Regions from separate parts of the Homo sapiens genome. Here region 2 is linked to region 1. Evidence: chromatin loops called from intact Hi-C (ENCODE). Cell type or tissue: mammary epithelial cell. All regions are shown on one strand. Each heading gives the region's core, and the rest is flanking DNA. Links, peaks and the distances in the headings are about the cores only. Region 1 has its middle 88 kb from the start of MZT1. Region 2 has its middle 340 kb from the start of MZT1.

Region 1 (11,103 bases), core at 1,781-9,780:
GTGGGTTTAAGGCACTCTTCTGTTTAAGTATGGAAAACAATATGAAGCTTACCATTGACATATCTGTTCCACCCCTTTTCAAATGGAAGAAATAGGCTCATTGAGGAGAACAGGTGAGGTGAAATGGGCTTTGGTTGAAATTCTCTTTGGTAACGATAGTACTATTTTTCAGCATAGAGAAAAGGAAGAATACTGTTGGCCTTTGGTTGAGAGATGCAGATTCTAGAGCCTACATTGACTCTGACAAGTTGTATGGTCTTAGACAAGTCACTTAACTCTGGATTCTGTCTTGTCATCTGTAAAATGAGAATGTCAGGCTAGATGATGTTTAGGATCTCTTCCTGCTCTTAAATTCATTTTGTATGATTCTAAGTCAGAAGAAATATTTACATAACAATGGAAAATTGACCAGTTTATCTTTGTGGCAATTGAATTGGTTTGGAGAGTTCTTGATTGGTGAAGGAAGGTCTTAATGGTTCAAATTTATTCTTAAATGAAATGCATGGTTTCCAGAGTGCATAGCACACAGTATTTAATAATATTCTACCCTTTCAGTTTCTTTCCTTTATCCCTCGTGTTAATAATTCTTTGACAAAATTTAAGTTCTTTTTGGCTGAGATCAGAAACTGTGTCATTTAAAAGAAATGTAATAAAGATTTAGACCCCTTCTTTGGTACCCAATCCCTTGTTGGTCTTGTTGTTTATCTGTTTTGCCACCAGATAGCAGAATTACTCTGGTTATAATCTTTTTATGACTTAGATGGGCTTACTTATTGAAAGCTCTCAAAGAAATATAGGAGAGGAAGTTCTCCTTACCTCATTATCTGAGGATGATTGATACCGGAGAGAAAAAGTCTTCTGAAAGTTAATCCACTTAAAAATGCTGGTTAGCCAAGCACAGTGGCTCACATCTCTAAGGGCCACACTTTGGAAGGCCGAGGTGGGCAGATTGCTTGAGCCCAGGAGTTCGAGACCAGCCTGGGCAACATAGCAAGACCCCCATCTCTACCAAAAAAAAAAATTAGCCAAGTGTCATGGCGTGCACCTAAAGTCCTAGCTACTAGAGAGGCTGAAGTGGGAGGATCACTTGAGGCCAGGATTTTGAGGCTACAGTGAGCTGAGATCACACCATCACACTCCAGCCTGAAAAAAAAAAACATCCTGGCAAAAGTCAGATTAGGAAAAAATGACTTGAGTGAGGCTTTATCTTAAAAAAGAAAATTAAGAATTATAAAAATATACACAATTGTTCTTACATTTAGCCAAATTTAAATTTTATTTTCAACTAAATATCGAAAGATGAATCAAATTTTTTCCCTGTTTTGGACAGAATTCAGCTTGTGCTTTGCTAGCTCAGCTCTGCCCCCTGGAGGAGGAGTTGCTATCTTGGTTTATTTGCATAGTGCAATCATAAAAGTAATCTTTGTAAAATTACTCAAGAGTTTTATCAGTTTTTGCAAGAGTATCCCTTAAGCCTTTGACATTTGAATGCGTCTCTTTGGAAACACTTGTGTCATCATACTTATTGATGTTTCTCCTCTCCAATTGTTGACTTGTTTAACTTTGTTTTGGTTACTGTCTTTGCATACAGTATGAACAGTTTTATCAAAGCACTTTCTTTGACTTCATGGAATCCTGGATCTTATGCAGGATATGCAGTTCTACTTTGTTGTTGATTACAAAAGTGTGTTAACTGAAATATGGAACTAGACTTTAAAGAGGAAAGGATTTTTTTTTTTAAAGGAAAAGCTTTATGTTGCATTCAGTCAGCCTAAAATCTCTCTCTCTTGCTAACAAAATTATGTAGGCATTCAATGTTTCTTTGTTTCTTTGTTTAAAGACATTTTCAAATTTGGTTTTGGTTTCATTTATCAAAAGTTTACAAAAGTATTACATGCCTGTAATCCTAGCACTTTGGGAGGCCGAGGAGGGTGGATTACTTGAGCTCAGGAGTTTGAGACCAGCTTGGGCAACACGGTGAAACCCCGTCTCTACTAAAATACAAGAAATTAGCCAGGCGTGGCTGCGTGCGCCTGTAATCCCAGCTACTCAGGAGGCTGAGGCAGGAGAATTACTTGAACCTGGGAGGCGGAACTTGCAGTGAGCCGAGATCACGCCACTGCACTCCAGCCTGGGCAACAGAGCGAGACTCCGACTCAAAAAAAAAAAAAAATATCCTGTATTTGTGAACTGTTGCTATAAGCATACTGTAAAAGAAGCCATCCCCAAATTCAGTGGTTTTAACACAACAATCATTTATTCTCATGGATTTGCAGGTTGTCTGGGTGTTAGCTGATATACAGTGAGCTTGACTGGTGTAGAAGGGATTTTTTTTTTTTGAGATGGCGTCTCGCTCTGTCGCCCAGGCTGGAGTGCAGTGGCACAATCTCGGCTCACTGCAAGCTCCGCCTCCCGGGTTCACGCCATTCTCCTACCTCAGCCTCCTGAGTAGCTGGGACTGCAGGCGCCCGCCACTACGCCCGGCTAATTTTTTGTATTTTTAGTAGAGACAGGGTTTCACCGTGTTAGCCAGGATGGTCTCGATCTCCTGACCTCTTAATCCGCCCACCTCAGCCGCCCAAAGTGCTGGGATTACAGGCGTGAGCCACCGCGCCCGGCCAGAAGGGATATTTTTAAAACATTTTTGATAATTCTTTAAAACATAAATTCATTAGGGAATATTTTTGTACTGTGGCATATATTCTTTCTATGAAATAAATTTCAACACTGCCTGGGTTCAAATCCTGGTTCTGCTCCATAAGAAGTATGTTATCATACAGAATTTATCTAATTTTTCAATGCCTTCATTTCTTCATCTATCAAATGGGGATAATAACAGCATTCACTTCACTGGATTTTATGAGGACTGAATGAGATAACAGATAATTGCCTGGCACATACAGAATGTTTACAAAATGTTAGCTTTTCTTTAAGAGAAAAAATATCTCTGCTTGTGATTAAAAGGCTTATGAGTTGGTCAAAGGGGGAGAGAAAAATCATGGAGTTAGAGGAAGAGGCAATATTTGAATTTCTCTGATCATATAAATAAAGAGAGCCAGCAGAACCAATATTTTACTGTATTTAATAAAACTTATACAGTGTCATTTATTATGTGCCAGACTCTTCCTAGGAGCTTACCAAATATTAACTTAATTATTATATCAACCCTTGGAGATAGAGATGATTATTATCTCCATTTTATAGATGAGAAAACCCTAGCACAGAGAGGTTATAAAACTTCCTCAAGGTCACACAGCTAATAAATGACAGAGCTGAGGTGCAAATGCATGGGAGTCTGGAGGCAAAGTGTGTAGTTTTAGGTCATGGTGCTTTTCTATTGCAGGGAGCAGCACAGAGGAGGCCACGCCAAGGTGTTATATTGTCCCAAATGTACTTATTTGATTTATATGTTATAATTTTTAAGATTTGACTTTATTCTTCTAAACCTGAAGATTTGAAGCAATCTTCTTTTCTGTGATCATTTTGTCATGTGCTGTACCCCCTATCCATATTTCAGGATGAGAAAGAGATTCCATGAGACTTAACTACAGGCTGGTGGGGAATCACTTCATGAAGGGGTGGAGAGGGGGAGAACTGTCTTTCCTGGGTTTGCTGACTTCTCATTCTTCTTAATACAAGGAGAAGAGTCAGGATCACTATATCAGTTATTTTTGCTTTTCAGTAATAGAATTTTTATTGCTAACTTAAGGAATATGGAATCAGTGAAAACAAACTAAGTTTTTACATCTAACTCTATCCTGTAGAGAGAAAACACACCATGCTAATAAATCTTCTATATTACAAATATACCCACACAGGCAAAGGATGATGTTTGTAAATCTAATTACATTGAATTTCACTTTTGTACCTTTTTGGGAGCATGGTTCAGGCACGAGGAACATGCAGTTCTGAAATGCTGTCCCGTGGGTCAGCATTACAGGTACAGGTAATTGGAAATTTTAGTTCTGAGATTATGACTTATAATAAACTTAATTGAAGCTCTAAAATGCTCAGCCACATAAAACTGCAATTGTCATGGGCAGGCTGGTGAACATGCGTAGTGATGCTCAGTATTTGAAATTATGTGTTTTTATTTGGTTTTGTTTGTATCTCAGCTGAAGGAGCTTTCTTTGATCCAACAAAGATAGGGTGGTTTTTATTAAAAATTTAACACGTATCTCACAGCAATATTTACTTTAATGTGGTAAATCAAGAAATTCTTCTATTTCTGAATGAGATATGTTGGTAAGATAAACTCAATGCTGTAAAATAAATATTAACTTTGTAATGAAAACTACAGAATACCTTATCTGATACATTGTATCTGCATTTCTCTAAGGAGATGAGACATCCATGCTTCTTGCTCTACCTTGCATGAGAGGTAATGGTTTAGATTTTAATCCTTAATTATCTGTCCTAGCTCACTTTATAGTGACATCTCATCCTGTGTATTCTTCAACTTCTAATTTTAAAAATATTGAATATGTTTGCTCATGCAAGAGACTAGCTGATGTGAGAGTTACAAAAGCACCATCAGGCACTTTTACATGCAATAGTCCATGGAGGAAATGCTAATGTCGGTAGGCAAAATTCATTAGTTGAAAAGGAGATTTTGAAAGTTTTAAAGTTAAAAAAAGTCTTATAGGAACTCTGGTGAGCACAACCTAAAATCCAATTAGCAAATGTCAGAGTGGAGTTCAAAGGACATCTGTGATAGTTTTGATAAAGTTACTGCTCTGGAAAGAACTGAGATATACTACTCCTCGCCACGGTGATTGTTCACGTGTGGGTACCTTCACTCAGTGGCACCAGTTATGAATCCTGTAAGTGACCTATTAATAACTGTAATACGAATGAAATGTGCTGCCTAGAAAATAAGGTTGCCTGGCTCTCATAAAATACCATTTTCTTTTCATAATTTACGGGATATGTTGTCCAAAGAGATGAAGTATTTCACGTTGGTCAGTTGTGCCTCTGCATAGGTCTAATACCATGTGGAATATTTTTAATGGTTGACTGATAAAACATTGTTTCCTGCAACTCAGCCCTTTTGTGATTGTAAACATCAAGGCTACAGACACAATTTCTTACCTGGTTTACCTCTCCAGTAGTTACAAATACTATTAGAGACTCAAATAAAGCAAGCAAACAACTTTCAGTATGTGCAATTAATGTGTGAAAAATTCAGAATTAAAAGGTGTGGCCCTTGCTTTCAAGGGGCTGATAGTCTTGGAAGCAAAAAATGAAGTCCCTGCAATAATTATGTTAATCAACCAATCCTATCGATTTTTACATATGTAACGTATATAGGGAATCATCCTCAGAGAGAAATAAGTTTCTGATTTTCCCTCAGGGTTCATGTGTTTTTAGTTAGGTTGGTGCAAAAGTAATTGCGGTTTTTGCCATTACTTTTAACGGCATGAACCTCGAGGTTGATCATATGATCAAGCTTTTAACATTCTGTATAAAATAATATTGCAAAAATTCTATTTGGTATCCTCCATGTGTTTAGCCTTGGTCTCCTTTGACACACACCATGTGCTTTCTGTCTAGGATATTTGCATCTCCTTCCTGGGCAGGGCAAACCTGCACCTTTCCTGTACCTAGCCTATGAGAGTTATGACAAGGGTGGTTGAAGTCTTAGAATAAGATAAAGACAGACACAGATGAGCACATTATGTGCTCTCTTATCATGGCTGGATTTTAGGTGGGGACAGAAAGTGAAGAGATTTGGGCTTGCAGATTAGGCCGCAGGATAGTGGAGGGGGCTGGGTGCATGCATATGGTGATATGGATGATCATCAGACTGCAAGCCATCCTTTATTGTGGTGCTTTGTTTATGTTTCTATCTTCCTTACCATACCCTGAGTTGTTCTGGGTGAGAGGGAATATAATTGTCATCTGTAGGTCAAAAAAAGGTGGACTATCAGCAATCACAAATGATTCAAACTGAATCTAAGGTACTGCTTGAGATGGTGACAGATTGAATTTTTCCCACCACACTCTCCCCTTCCTAGCAGTATGACCTCAGGTAAGTCTGTTAATCTGTATGAACCTTATTTTCTATACTTATAAAATGGGATAAAGCATACACTTCCTCATGGAGCTGCTGGGATTATTAAATTATTAATCAGTAATGAATATGTATTTGTGCCTGGCATACAATGAATACGCTGTAAGTAACGTCTATGACATCTCTTATTCTTTCTGCTTCTGAGCCTACCACCCTCCCCTGCTTGTACTAGGCGCTCAGTAAAAGTTTGTTGGATGAAAAACAGCCACGATGAAACCTATGGTTATGGTAAATGCCCAACAAATACTTGCTGCATGAGTGAGTGGTTCTTGTCCTAGATCAAATGGCCCAGAGAACCACCTGGGAGTTACTCATCTCAAAGTTAGCCCTGAGAATTCTAGCCTGCGGGAGCTCCACTTCAAACAGGGATTCTCATGAAAAGCAAATCAAAAGTGAATTTGAAAGAGAGGCAAAATACATTGTTTCTTATTAGGCTTGCTGTTTGATTTTCATTAGGCATCCTGCCTGATTCGTATTAGGACTGCCCTGATTTCTTTTGGTCCTGGTCACTTAGGGTCAGTGCTCATGTGCTAATAATGATGTCATTATTTGATTTTATTACATACATGATACAGGTAATGATTCAGGGTTTATTCCAGAAACTAATCCTAAGCACCTAATGCTGATTGGTTTAATGATACAAAAACTAATTTGGAAAGAATGGAAGGTTTCCTGGGGCACAGCTGATGATGTGTATGTGAAAAGCCTTCATTTCCCCCATTTAAAGAATGGAAACAACATGCAATTACATGTTCTTCGATGAGGTGTTTTCTTTGAAATGGTAGAACTTGGAAACCATCCATATGAGAAAGGTGGAAAAATTTAAGTAACTGTGCCAAGATTCGTTTTCCTTTTTTATTTCCTTTATTATTGTTATATTTATTCTTGGCTATAAATATATGCTTTCTCATTTTTCTCCTCTTTCTTTTAATATGAAAACCTAATGGGGAGACTGATGAGATTGGCCAAGTCTGTGAAATTAAAATGAACTTTGTAATTATGTTTATCAGCTTGGGGTCAATGACATAGAAATTCTGTAAGCTATAAATGTAAATATGAACATGAATTCCATGTGCTGAATTCATTCATGCAGAAGGCGGGCCCATTCCTGCTCTCTGCCATCACCCACCTCCCACCAGTTAACAATTAGTGAGTTAAATAAGCCACCTTGGGGTTCTTTGTGTCTGTTTTACTCGGCACCATGTGGTGCTTATCCAAGCTCTTTAAGAGAGATTTGTGCTTGGATCTGATCCGTGTGATGCATTAAGAAAGATGAGAAACTGGCCATTTCTTTCTTTTAATGTGTTTCCTTACGATGGGATGGAGTAGGAGAGCACACAGATTGACCCCAGTCACTCACCGTAGGCATCATTCAAGTACTAGCTTCACTGACTTGAGCTTAACTTGAGCCTTAATTAGGTGAGCAAATTACCCACTATCTCTGTTATTTTGATTTTCGAAATCACCTTCATCTCACAATCCCTGATTTCTACCCAATCGTAAGTCCACTGCTTGCACTTACCTATTCCCGACTGTCTTGCTAGAAGTTATTTAATAATTAGGAAAATACTACCTCTTTTGACATGTATTCTCTTTCCTTTCAATGGTAAAAATTTCATTTCTTAACCATTTTTGAGGTTTTTTTCATGTTTATTTTCTCCATCAAGGTTCTTTTTGAACCTGGAAGGGGAGATCATAAATATGGCAGTTAAAAGTAAGAACATGAGCTCTGTTTCTTCTCTTTTCTAAGGGAGGCTCTGTCTGGATCTTCTCTCTCCTGTTTTTACCGAACTCCAAAATGGCCTGTTCCCCCAATTTCTTATTCCCTCGTCACTGTTTTTGAAGTTTGGCATTCTATCTCTATTTTTCATTGTCAAATATTAATTTCCCCCAATTTCTGTATCTGTTCTTAAGTGCTATGAGCCAGAAAAACAAAGAACACAGTGAGCATAAGGGAAGGAAAGAAGAACTGAGTCCCGGGACTGAGCTCAATCCCTGAGCTTGTTACCACCTTGCTGGATATTTTTGGACCAGCTGTGACCACTCATGGCTCCCAGTCCTCATGTGTAAAATGAGGGGCTCAAAGTGGAGCATCCGGGGTCATTTCTATTGATATTCAATAATTTTCTCATCTATAAAATGGCCAAATGAATAGGACTTGCCTTATATCAACTTAGGACTAAATTAAATCATATACACAGACACACATATACATGCATACATACATATATATGTACACACATACATGCATACATACATATATATGTACACACATACATATATATACTTTTAACATGTCTGCAACAGGATAAGAGATAACGAACTCAACAGCAGAAAAACCCTGAGATAGAGCTAATTGGGTATATTCCTCTGTCCAGTCCTGTTCACAACTAAAGTTCTTTTCTAGTAAAGGAGAAAGTGAGGGAGGGGAGGAGAGGCCTGGGTCAGGGAAGAGAGTCCTTAGGCAGGTCCCTGAGTCCCCAGTATTCTTCTAACCCATTCATCTTGGATCAGATCAACAAAAGTTTCCAACTAAGCAGCAGAACCCTCAAATCACTGCCACTTATCCTGTCCCCCCATTATGTAAGGCAGAGTGGACAACTCTGATTATCAGGAAGCAGCAAGCAGCAGCTAGAAAAAGGTTGGATTTGGATTCTGCAGCCAAACCCTGGAACAACCCAGCTAGCTCTGCAGGCTCACTCAGTCACTTGATGAACCTCATAATAACACAACTCTGCATTTGATAAATTTCAAGTTTTAGACCCCATTTATCATATTTAATTTATATCTGGGTGTCTTATTCCATTTAGTGTTGCTATAAAAGAATACCTGAGGCTGCGCAGTTTATAAAGAAAAGTTTATTTGGCTCACAGTTCTGCAGACTGTAGAAGAAGTATGGCATCAGCATTTGCCTTTGGTGAGGGCCTCAGGCTGCCTCTACTCATGGTGGAAGGTGAATGGGAGCCAGCATGTGCAGGGATCACAAGGGAAGCAAGAGAGAGAAGGAGGTGGTGCCAGGCTCTTTTCAACAACCAGTTCTCATGGTAACTAACAGAGAACTCACTCACTCTCTCCCACCTCAGGGAGGGCATTCATCTATTAACAAGAGATCTGCCCCCATTACCCAAACACCTCCCGTTAGGCCCTATCTCCAACATTGGGGATCAAATTTCAACATGAGTTTTGGAGGGGACGAATATCCAAACTATAGTCCTTGGTGAAAGATGAAATAAATACATGAACAGAGAAAGTTGTTATATATTCCCTACATCAAAGGCTCTAAGCTTAGATAGCCTCTTCATTATTGTTTTCGTGTCTGGTTTCTTAGATATAGTATCATTCAAGACTATTTTGGTTCCAAGTTATAGAAGTCTAACTCAAATTAGCTTAAACCTTAAAGGGAATTTATTGGCTCAAATATTTGAAAAATCAGGCACAGCTACATTCAGTGACTCAAAAAAGGTCAGATAGAGCTTGGCCTTTTTTTCTTCTCCTTTTCCATATCCCTTGTCCAAATCTACTCTTCTATGTTAACTGGAATTCCAGACAAAAACTTGCCTGTGGCAACCCCTTAGTAAATTCAGGCCTACACTCCACTAGCTTCAAATCCAGCAGATAGAGAACTTTTCTTGCAAAAGATTATTTCTCACTGGACTGACTAGGGTCACATGCTTTTTTTCCCCATGCAGTCAGTTCGTCCAATCCAGTCACTACCCAACTCCTGGGCTGGGGTCAACCCTACCTCAACCAAATGGGCTTAGGTAGGAGTAGGTTGGTGTTCCAAAAGGAGATTGTTCTTGTGACATGGTCCTTGCAGAAGGGCAAATGAATGCTGAGCAGGCAAAAACAACAGATCTCTTTACTGGGATTCAGAGATTTAAAAAAAGAAAAAAAAAAGCTTTCAATTGTTCAGCTGAGTATTCAGAATAAACCCTAGTTTCTAGCTTAAAGCCTTGCAGATGACAGCATTTAAAGTGACAATTATGAACACAGAAATATGTTTATGGTATAATAAGTAGAAAAAAGTAGAAAGCAAGCTTTATGTTCACAATGGTCATAATGACACAAATTAAATATGGAAAGGAAATTTAAAATATGAAAATACTTATTTTAGTTTAGATCAGAATGTTTATAGATGATTTTTCATTTAAAAAAGATCTTGAATTTGGCCGGGCACGGTGGCTCACGCCTGTAACCCCAGCACTTTGGGAGGCCGAGGCGAGTGGATCACTTGAGGCCAGGAGTTCAAGACCAGCCTGGCCGACATGGTGAAACCCTGTCTCTATTAAAAATACAAAAATTAGCCAGGCGTGGTGGTGGGTGCCTATAATCTCAGCTACTTGGAAGGCTGAGGAAGGAGAATCCCTTGAACCTGGGAGGCAGAGGTTGCAGTGAGCCGAGATCATGCCACTGAACTTCAGCCTGGGCGACAGAGCAAGACTCCATCTCAAAAAAAAAAAAAAAATCTTGCATTTGTCTATACGGTTTTCAAAAAAAAAAAAAAAGAAGAAGAAGGAGAAGAGAAAGCTCAGTGAATGAAGCTCAGTGAATGAATGAAAGTGTATCTCATTAGATGGAAATGTGTTTGTGTGCAGTTCATCATGACATCATGACAGTGGCCTTCAGTGTATTAGTAGTAGCTTTGAGAGAGAACCCCGTGCCCTTCATAGCACAGTGCCTGGGTCAAATGTTCTGCTTTCTCTCATACTGAAGACTGGCCCACCATTTCACTGAATTTAGACATTACCAAGATATTATACTTTTATTCAATCTTATCAGATATTCATCCTTCACATTTTCTAACCTTGATGTTCCTCTTTTTGAGTTCTGTTTTCTCCCACAGCATAGAATTAACTTACCCAATTCTTTTCTTCTACCTTTGCCCCAGAGTTGCACTGCTCAATTGTAAGTTCTTTATTAGGGGCAGTCATGGGACAGGCAAGTTAGGATCAGAATGGCACCTCAGCAATGCCACCAGGTTCCCAGGCTCTCTACATTTTCCCATTCTGCTGTCCCAACTTATGAGTTGT
Region 2 (11,103 bases), core at 917-8,916, 250 kb after region 1:
GATACAGCCATGCTCTGTCGCTCAAGCTGGGGTGCAGTGAAACGATCTTGGCTCACTGCAACCTCCATCTCCTGGGTTCAAGCAATTTTTGTGCCTTAGTCTCCTGAGTATTTGGGGCTGCAGGCGCAGCCACCATGCCCAGCTAATTTTTTTTTTTTTTTTTTTTTTTTTAGTAGAGACCGGGTTTCCCCATGTTGGCAGATTGCTCTCGAACTCCTGACCTAAAGTAATCTGCCCGCCTAGACCTCCGAAAGTGCTGGGACAACAGGCGTGGCCTGTATTCAGATTTTTATAGGGATGAGTCTACTCCCTATCATTCAACAAGATCCTGAATGTTGTTTTGTGATAGATGTTAAGGCATGGTAAGAAACTGTTGTCGTACGTACAGAAGAACAATACACACTGGGGTCTTTTGGAGAGTGGAGGGTGGGAGGAGGGAGAGGATCAGGAAAAATAACTAATGGGTACTAGGCTTAATACTTGGGTGATGAAATAATCTGTACAACAAATTCCCATGACACAAGCTTACCCATGCAACAAACCTGCATGTGTATCCCTGAACTTAAAACAACAGTTAAAAAAGAAACTGCTGTCCTATTCTTATTTTACTCAGAATTTATTATTTTGAATTTTTTAAGAATCTTATTAAATACCTTCTGGGTATCTAATGAGATGATTATATAATAAGAGCAAACTATCTTTACATTCTTAAAATGATCTTTATTTGGTCACGGTGTTTGCTAACCTTTAAGAATACTGTTATGGATTCATTTTGTTTGTTTGTTTAAGGATGCTTTGTATTTCAGTCCTAAATGAATTTGCTCTACAGTTTTCTTTCCTTGAAATTTTCTTTCTTTAGTAATGTTAATACTGTAAAATGAATGGTGATATTTTTCATTTCTTTAATGCTTTTGAAAATACCTTTTAAAGCATCTGTAGGAATGATTTGTCTTTCAAATGGATAATCAGTAAAGTTTGTCTATTAAAAAAATATGGGCCCCGTGTCATTTTCAGGGGTAGCTGTTTGGTAGTTCTACTTTCTTACATTCCATAGTTGTTAGATTGGATAACACTTTGAGTCAGCTTTGGTAATTTATTTTCATCAAAAATTTTGACTTTATATATTTATCATGTACAATATGATGGTTTAATATATGTATACATTGTAGAAGCCTAAAATAAGCTAATTAACATATGCATTACCTTACATACTTATCGTTTTTGTGGCGAGAACACTTAAAATTTACTCTCAGCAATTTCCAAGAATAGAAAACATTGTTATTAACAATAGTCACAATGGTGTACAAGAGACATCTTCAGCGTATTCCTCCTATCTAATTGAAATTTTGTATCCTTTGAGCATTTCACCCTACTCTCCTTCTCAACCCAGCCCCAGGTAACTACTATTCTATTCTATGCTTCCATCAGTTCAGTTTTTTAAGATTCCACTAATGAGTGAGATCATGCAGTATTTGTCTTTCTGTGCATGACTTATTTCACTTTATGTAATATACTCTGGATTTATCCATGGCATCACAAATAACAGGATTTTATTCTTTTTTAAGGGTATATAATCTTCCATTGTAGATAGATATATATATACATATATATGTATATACTCACACACATATACATAGTATATGTGTATATGTGTGTCTATAAATATGCAATACACACACGTACAAACTATGTGTATATATATACACACACACCTACACACACACACTATATATGTATATATACCTACACACACATACATACTATATATATATATATATATATACACACACACACACACACATACACACTATGTTTTCTTTGTCCATTTGTTCACTGATGGGCTTAGGTTGATTTCATATCTTGGCTATTGTGAATAATGCTGTAATGAACGTGGGAGCACAGATATCTCTTTGGCATACTGTTCTCATTTCCTCTGGATATGTACCCAGTAGTAGTGGGATTATTGAATCATAAGCTGTTTTACTATAAATCTAAGTATTCTGTTTGCAAGTACATTTTCAACACCCATCCATTCATTCAATATATTTTAATATATATGCATTGACCTCTCCAATGTGCTAAATTCCTGGGGATAAAATGGTGAAAAAGGCATAGACTTTGTCCTCAGGAAGCTTTTATTTTTATGGCAGAGACAGGCAGAAAACAAAGAAAAGATGAATAATCAAAATAATTACAGAATAATCCAAACAATTTGGTGGTAAGGCCACTGAAGGAAAAAACGGTGTATTGGGATAGGAAATGGCAGTGGAGGAGGTGGCTGAGAAGAAGGCAGCCGTGCAGAGCTTGGGTGGCAGAGAATAATGGATACAAAAACTACATATTCCATCTATGTGTCCTAACGTGGGAACAGAACCTAGCATGCTCTGGAAATGTTCAGAGTTGCAGAAGCTGGAGCCTGGTGAGCAATGACATAGGGAGGCATCAGCTGTGGTGGAGCAGAGATGGTACCAGATCTTATAGGGCACATAAGCTTTGCTTATGGGTTTTAATGTTATGTGTAATGCAATGAAAGCCACAGAAGAATATGAAGCAGGGAAATGAAATTATCCAATTTGGGTTTTAAAACATATTTTTTGACAGCAGCATAGAGAACATATTAAGAGCTCTTTAAGGTAGAAGTAGGGAGATCAGCTAGGAAGCTGTTGGGGTAGTCGGGGTGACAGACGATAGGGGATTGGATTAGAATAATTGCCCTGGAGAGGGAGAGAACTGGAAAGTTTCAAGATGTATATTTTGCATATAGAATAGAAAAGTTTGGTTGGTAGATTGAATATGGAGGTTTGAAGGAAGGAGAGGACTAAAGGATATCTCCTAGGCTTCTGGTCTAGCAACTTTGTGGTGCTTTTTGCTGAGTTAGGGAAGACTACATGAAGTGGAACAACATTGAAGAAAATTTTGTTGGGACATGTTAAGTTTGAGATGTGTATGAGATATCTGAGCTGAGATGTCAAATAGCAGCTGGATGGGTGAGTCTAGAGTTCCCTGGAGATATAAACTGACAGTCATAAGTATATACATGGTCTTTTGAGCTACCAGAAAGGGTGCTATTGTATAGGACAACAGGTAAACATATGAGGACCAAGAACAAATCCCAAGGAATTCCAACATTGAAAGTTCAGGTGGAGGTAGAGGCAGCAAAAGAGAGTGTGTGGAAAACTGGGAAGTGGTGATGTTGTGAGGCTGAGCAAGGAGGACCTTACAGGGACCATTTCTGAAGATTCATTGCTCAGTGGCAGTCCTTCCATAAGTGACTTTCTTATTGAGGTTATTATTCTGAATTATTTCTTAGTTGGCTGGAGAAATGTTGTAGTTACTTCTCACGGGGCGAGATCTCAGGTGGAATACTTACCGAGTCGTTGGTATCTGAGACAGTCTTGCTGCGTTACATGTGAATAAACTTTGGTAAATCTCTAAATCCTGGATCCCAACTCCTCAAAACTCAGTTATCCTCTACATGCACATACCGTTGCAAAGATGCTTATGGTCAGTGTGAAATTCAATAATTCTACCAGGCTATTTATAATTATTAGTTCTTTCTAGTGACTATTTTTCTAGTGCAGGACACATTATTTCTATTCTTGATGCAGGATTTTCTTCAGTTTAGGTGTGTTTTTGTCTGTTATCTCTTTTGGATATGGATTGTTTTTCATCTGTAGCAGTCTTGAGAAACACAAATTACCTGTATGTAGGGTTGTGATTGTCTGTTCTCAATCTTCTATCTAATAATTGTCATTGGTTTTTCTTTTCCACTGTATTCTGGGAGGTTTTTTCAAGGCCAAACTCTGTATTTGACTTTCACACAGTTCATTTTGTTCTCTGGAGCTTATTAAACACTAGAAATTTTAATGAATTAAGTATTGACATTCCATTATTACCTGTTTCATTTCAAATCATTCCTGATCTCACATGCCTGCCTTTGCACTTCTGCTCATCAATTAGTTGGTTCTCTTTCATCTCTGTCCTTTGACTTACTGTCTCAATTTGCATCTTTATTTTTGTAGAAACAATGTTTCTTCCAGCTTGTATCTGAAATACTTTGCCTGCACTAAATGTTATAAAAATGTTTTCTGCCTCTGACCTTGTTGACTCCAGTTAAAGATTTCTTTTACAGGCCCTACTATCTATATCTATTTTCCACTTATTTCTTCTCTTAAATAGTGAGCATTGTGACCAAGCATGAGATTATCTCTGGAAATAGGGAGAATTATTGTTGGGTTTCTTGATTTGTTTGGATACAGATGGACACCTGCCTTTAAGCAGAAATCTCAAAGCTAATTCGTGATCAATTACTTGACAGAAGCAGGAGAAAAAGTGAAGTATTCACTTACCACGAACAATGGTGCTATTGAGAAATGTCCTCTGGAGATGCTCCATTCGGTATTGCCACATAATATCTGTTCATTATCCCACTGCCTCCACTACCTTGGCATTTTTCCTGGAATTTTGCTTACTCATAGGATTTTCACCTGGAAATTTTCTATGCCTCCTTAGCCCCAGAGTGTTTGAGAGGCCTTGGGGCTCCACCTTGAACTTTCTGTGATGAGTCATCATTAGTCGGTCTTCCTTAATCTACCTAGCAGAAGTTCCTTGGTGCTTCTGACATGTTCATGACTCTCTTTTCTAGTTCCCAATGTTGATGCAGTCCTCCCATTTTATCTTATTAAAATTATTGTTTTTAGAATTGGGGGAGGGGTTGGTGATTGGGGAAGTAATCATGTGCTCAAGTTCACATCATTCTCTACTCCCTGTTCTACATTATTTTTAACAATAGAATATTATACAGCCATTAAAATTACTTGCTAACTGCAATATATAAATGTTTTCTGTAGTATAATCTTAATTTCATTGAAAATAGTTCCATATATTTGAGCTCTACATAAGTAAACAAAAGGGCTAAAAGTAATATCCATAAAACATTACTCGTGGTTATTTCTAGGGTATAAAATTATAGGTGACTTTTACTTTCTTCTTTGTAACCGGGTATATCTCTCTAAATTTTCTATACTAAATACGTATAACTTTTAAAGCTATAAAATGAACTGGCAGTTTCAAATGTCATGTACTCCAGGCATCAGCCACAGGGACTTTTCATTCCTTTCCTAATACAGTATATTCTTTGCTAGATCCTAGTTTGGAAAGTGGTTTGTCTTTGTTATTGTTTCTGTGTGGCTCACTACAATCCTTTCTTCCCCTGAGTGGTGGGGCACTCACAGGGCTTAGTTAGAGTTCCCTCCCTTTACTTCCTGGGCATGTTTCTCTCTCATAAGAGAAGAAACTAGGAGACTTCCATGTGTGCATGCCTCAGACCTTCTGTTTTACCTTATCTAGAGCAGAAAATGTTTGAAATTTCTAATATGTGGGTGACAACCTTTCTTATTTTCAGGCTGCATTTTCCCATATAAGTGTGTTTTGAGAAAATTTTGCTAAAGCATTTGAAAAACTTTGAATGGCATGCTGGTTACTCAGTGGGTGACAGTAATACATGTTGAACAAAAATTTATTTTTTGGGGGGGGAAATTTTTCTCTTTAATAGAAATGAAAGGCTATTTACTGTTTCCAAAATATATATAAATTTATGAAAGGGGAAGAAAAGTTACATTTAATGCGTTTCTCCTGTGTATGCTTAAAATAGTTAAAAAATGTTTTGTTATGGAAAATTTGAAATATATGCAAAGGTAAAGAGAATAATATAAACTCCCAGATATTCATCACCCAGCTTCAATAATTATTATCCCCTTTCTGATTCAAGGACAGCTATACTTTCACTTTTTTTCCTATAGTATATTTCACAAATCTCAGACATTTCACATAAATGCTTAATATGTCTGTAACATATAAAGATGTTTAGAAAAAATTAGCCACAATGCCATTATTGCACATGACAAACCAAAGAAACAAGTTACTAATATTACCTACCATCTATTTATATTGAAATCTCCCCAGTTATTTTTTTAAAAAATTCTTCTGTAGTTGGTTTGTGTTGTAGTTTGGATATTTATCCCCACCCAAGTCTCATGTTGAAATGTAATTCCCAGTGTTGGAGGTGGGGCCTGGTGGGAGATGAATGCATCGTGGGGGCAGATTTCTCATATGTGGTTTAACACCATCCCCTTGGTGCTGTCCTCATGATAGTGAATTCTCATGAGATCTGATTGTTTAAAAGTGTGTGAATACCTCCCATCCTTCTCTCTCTCTTTCTCTCTCTTGCTCCTGCATTTGCCATGTGATGTGCATGCTCCTCCTTTGCTTTCTGCCATGATTATAAACTTCCTGAGACCTCCCTGGAAGCCGAGCAGATACCAGAACCATGCTTCCTGTAAAGCCTGCAGGATGATGAGCCAATGAAACCTCTTTTCTTTATAAATTACCCAGTCTCAGGTACTTATCTATAGCAATACAGAAATGGCCTAATAGAGTTTGCTTAAATCAGGATCCAAACAAGTTTCATACATGGTATCTTTGTCCTCAGGCTGCTATAACAAACCACCTTAGTCTGGGTAACTTATAAACAACAGAAATTTATTTCTTATGGTTATGGAGCCCACACAGTCCAAGATCAAGGTGCTAGCATATTCGGTGTCTGAGGAAGGTAAACTTCCTCATAGGCTGTGCCTTCTAGCTGTGTCTTCACATGGTAGAAGAGGCAAGGCAGTTCTCTGGGTCTTTTTTATAAGAACACCAATCCCATTGAGTAGGAGATAATCTAATCACTTCTACCTGCCTCCCTGCCACTTCCTAATACAATACCATCAGCTTGGGTTTGGGATTTCAAAATATGGATTTTGGGGAAACACAAATATTCAGACCATAGCACTCAGCATCTGGCTGATATGTCTCTCTCTCTTTAATCTTTAAGTGCCCTTCTACACTTTTTGTACCATTGATTTTTGTTAAGGAAACCTGACCACTTACCATGAAGCATATTCTATATTTTGGATTTGGCTGGTTGCTTCCTTGTAATGTTTTTAAGCCTTTTGCTATTCCTTATATTTAATGACAGTGATTTTTAAAGAAAGTTTTGTCACTGTTTTACACATCATAAAACTGTGCCTCAGAGAATTTAAGTAACTTATCAGTGGCAGAGCTGGGATTTAAATACTCATCTGCCTGATTTTAAGACCCAGACTCTCTCTACAATACCTTACTTCATAAATATATAGTTACTTAAAAAAGGAACAAGGATGTGGAAAGGAAGAAGAGAGATGGGGAAAAGCTGCAGAATTTTGTTTCCATTGTAGAATTTTATCATGGTACAATGTGAGGTAAGGAGAAACCAGAATAACTCAGTTTTTGGCTATCAGTTTGTATACTCTTTCTTTTTATCACATGTTCACAATGTCTGGAATTCAGAGGCTTTTTACATTCCCAGTAAATGATTCTGTTGCACTGAAAGAATGAATGCAGAAAGTAGGTTTTACTAAAGATCTTGTGCAGCTGGAGCAATGTTTAACATCGCCATGCCGCGTGTATTATTTGCAAGGGCAGGTGTAACAAAGTGCCACAAACTGGATATCTTCGAGAACAGAACAGAAATGTATTGTCTCACAGTCGGGAGGATAGGAGTCTGAAATTATGGTGTTGGTAGGGTTGATTCCCTCTGAGGGCTATGAGGGAAGGATCTGTTTTGTGGCTTGCATATGGCCATCTTGATTTACATATTAGCCTGTATGTGTCTTCATATCTCAAATTCTCCTTTATATAAGGTCACCAGTTATATTGGATTAGGGACCACCCCCCCCCAATGACCTCATTTCAACTTGATTATTCCTATAAAGACCCTATCTCCAAATAATGCCATATTTTTATGTGCTGGGGTTTAGGACTTCAACCTATGAATTTGGGAAGGATACAATACAACCCATCATAACATGAAACACATATTGCAGCACATGGAGTCACAAAGCTTGTGTATTTCCTCCAGGTCCTTCTACCCTTGCCACCATCCTTCCTCCTGAAACAGCAAGCTTCATTACAAATGCATTTCTCTTCTTGTTTCCTGGAAGCAACTCCATACATTTCTCTTTGTCCCAGGTTCCAGGGCCCTGTTTCCAAGAGGGTTTTCAAAGCATTCAACCTACAAAGAATCCTCCTCAGGACGATTTTTATATTAGTGTCAAGCTAGGCAAAAACTAATTGCCAGTTCCAGGCTTTTGAAATTCAAATACATGAAAACCTCGATTGAGGACAAGCTTGAGTAGTACCTAAACCTGAAAATATTTTGTGAGCCAGAAAGAATCATTCTCATTTGTTATGAGGAAAAACCCAACATTCAATAAACTGTGGTTTAATCAGTTTTATACATATATTTTTTTATTTCTTTAGATTTTATTTTACTTAATTCTAGTTGTTGGCAATGTTACCAATGTTCAGCTGCTTTTATGAAAGATATTACTTCTTATTTTTATAAAGCTGATGAATGAAGAAATGTACTGTTCTAATTCAGCACACTATGACTGCAGTTTAAACCTGGAGGCTTTCAGCTTACACAGTGATACCTCTCCTAAGTGGATCTCCTAAGTACATTCATGCTTCTTTGAAGGGAGTAAATAAACATTGGGAGCTTTGGATCTAGACATTCCAAATAAAAATGGTAAAAGACACCTCAGTGGAGGAACGTAGAGTCATAAATGACCTAGAATTTCAAAATATTTTAAAGTGTGTGGAATAACTTTTGACTTAAAAAGATTTTATTTTTTTTTAACCTGGAGTTACTTAAGCTAGTATTCCTTGAAGTACTTTTCCTGGCTATCCAGGAAAACAGGGCTAGTTCAGAAGTGGGTCAGTTGTTAGGTAGATACTAAGAATTAAAAAGAATGCTACAAATAACCCACAAACTGGATCATCTGCATGAATAATCTAGAGTTGTCTGAGATTAGAATTAGTGAAATCTAGTGACTATAGGAATATTTCACATAATTTGTGTAGGAAAATCTCCTGCAACCTACAGAAATCCAATCATTTTTGATCTGTTATTTTCTCTCAAGAAACCTTGCACACATCAATGAAGTTTCAGTTAAAAACAGCACTCTAGGAATAAAGCTGCTCCATTATCTCAAGCTCTGCCACTATCCTGCGTGTCAATACTCAGACCAGAAACCTTTTTCTAACGTTGATGGATGCGCTGTGTCTCAGTGTGTATGTGCCTATAGTTAGATTTTGCTTTTAAAAAGGAGCCATTAACCATGCTTATTTCAAAGTGTTTTCCCTTTTTTATCTGCGCTATCAAGCTGATGTTTAACTATTTCACAACATGTATTTCTCTAAAGTGTAGCAAAGGTGAACCAGAATTCTCTTTAGCAATGAATTTTATTTTGAATGATACAGAAAGTGTCTCCCATATGTTCAGAAAAGTAAATTATTATAGAGATTTTTTTTCCGTCAAGTCTGATCACTCAGGGGACAGCAATCTGGGGTCTAGAAAATTGTAACTGATGTCTGGAGATTACCAGTATTTAAAGCTAGTCTCTTTGGTTGAACCATATAAAACTGCCAATACTATACTATTCTTTACCTATTTCATATGTTATATGGTCTGGCTCTGTGTCCCCACCCAAATCTCACCTTGAGTTGCAATAATCCCCACATGTCCAGAGTGGGACCTGGTGGGAGGTAATTGAATCATGGGGGTGGGTTTTTCCTGTACTGTTCTCATGAGATTTGATGGTTTTAAAAAGGGGAGTTGCCCTGCACATAGTCTCTTGCCTGCTGCCATTAAGATGTGCCTTTGCTCTTCCTTTGCTTTCTGCCATGAATGTGAGGCCTCCCCAGCCACGTGGAACTGTGAGTCCTTTAAATTTCTTTCCTTTATAAATTACCCAGTCTCAGGTTTGTCTTTGTTAGCAGCATGAGAACAAACTAATACAATATGGTTCATAATTTCTTTAATTTGAAGAATTATATGTTATATTTTGACTGAAAATAGGAAAAAAGTGTTACTTAAAGGCAAGTAGAACAAATAAAGGGTCAGTAACAGGTTTTTTTTAAAAATGAAAAAATAGATTTTATTAACTATTTCTGCGACTCAGTTCATAATTTTAAGAAGCACACCTTAATGTCAGAGAATGAACTTTTGCCTTGGTCCAGTCTAAATGTAATATACAAAATTTCATGTTGGCAGGGGTTTACATTTATTCATAATTAGAAAATAATCATAGATAATTTCAGACCTCCATTTGTGTTATGAAGCACATTAAATAGAATGATACGGTGGGGAATGATTAGGGACCACTGTTGCTCAGGTGGTCTGGAAAGGCTTCCCTGAGGATTTGAGGGATGATTTTAACAGATTGGATTTAAGCCCTTGGTCATGAGAATGAGGCAATGATATGAAGATTGGAGGAAGATCCTTTTAAGGAGAAGGAACCGAAAGTGCGAGGGCTGTGAGATGGGAATGAACTTGGGCCTTCGAGGGAGAGAAGAAAGATCAATGTGTCTAATCAACTGTTGTGAGAAATTCAAGAGAGACAAAGGCAGACTGTCTGCAAATAGTTGTTGAATGGCTGAATGACGCAATAGCCCTGGGCATGTGACTTAATATTGCTGAATCACAGATTCCTCATATATAAGTGGCAAGAATTCATAACTGTCACAACAGCTTTTTTGGACAATGATAAAGTATAGAGGGCATGTGACAGACACAAAAGTAAATCCTCAATAAATGCGAGAGCTTTCATTTTAGGCTTGTTGTTTTCAGGCAACCAAACCTTTAATGAACACTTTAGTGCCTAAGCCAGCAAAATGAATGAATCATATAATTTTTGCCTTAATAACATTTATAATTTTCTTGAGGGTATAAAATAAGCTTCTAGACTGTACAGTACCAACAAAATAAAAGTACAGAGAAGGCAGGGAAAAGCATAGTGTAAATAACCTTGGGGAGATAAAAGAGAGTCATTTGGGAGATGTGTAATTTAACTGGCCTTGAACATTGAGTAAGACTTTTTCTTTAAAGGGCCTTCTAGGAGGGAGTGTAAAAACAGGAAAAAACATAGTAGTAAGATTAAGAATGGCACATTCAGGGGAATAGGGAACAGGAGCAAGGTTGTTCTGATTAGTAGAAGCATGTTTCAGTGACGAGGAATA

Evidence for each region. A loop is a pair of places that touch in the nucleus more often than their neighbours do. Peaks named below come from ENCODE experiments on the same cell type or tissue, not always from the same donor. Only the 100,000 strongest peaks of a DNase experiment are listed, where the experiment ranks them.
Region 2: it touches region 1 in a loop (2.2-fold over the local background); 2 of 110 quality-filtered maps call a loop at or near these places.

Annotation. Positions count from the first base shown.
Region 1 is chr13:72,633,865-72,644,967 of GRCh38, reverse strand. No RefSeq gene overlaps it. Among named protein-coding and RNA genes, the nearest start is that of MZT1, 88 kb to the left of the region's middle. In mammary epithelial cell, for the core only: no CTCF peak of the experiment used is centred there; DNase peaks (open chromatin) are centred at 6,357 and 6,737; H3K27ac peaks cover 2,053 bases.
Region 2 is chr13:72,384,477-72,395,579 of GRCh38, reverse strand. No RefSeq gene overlaps it. Among named protein-coding and RNA genes, the nearest start is that of MZT1, 340 kb to the left of the region's middle. In mammary epithelial cell, for the core only: no CTCF peak of the experiment used is centred there; a DNase peak (open chromatin) is centred at 4,499; H3K27ac peaks cover 488 bases.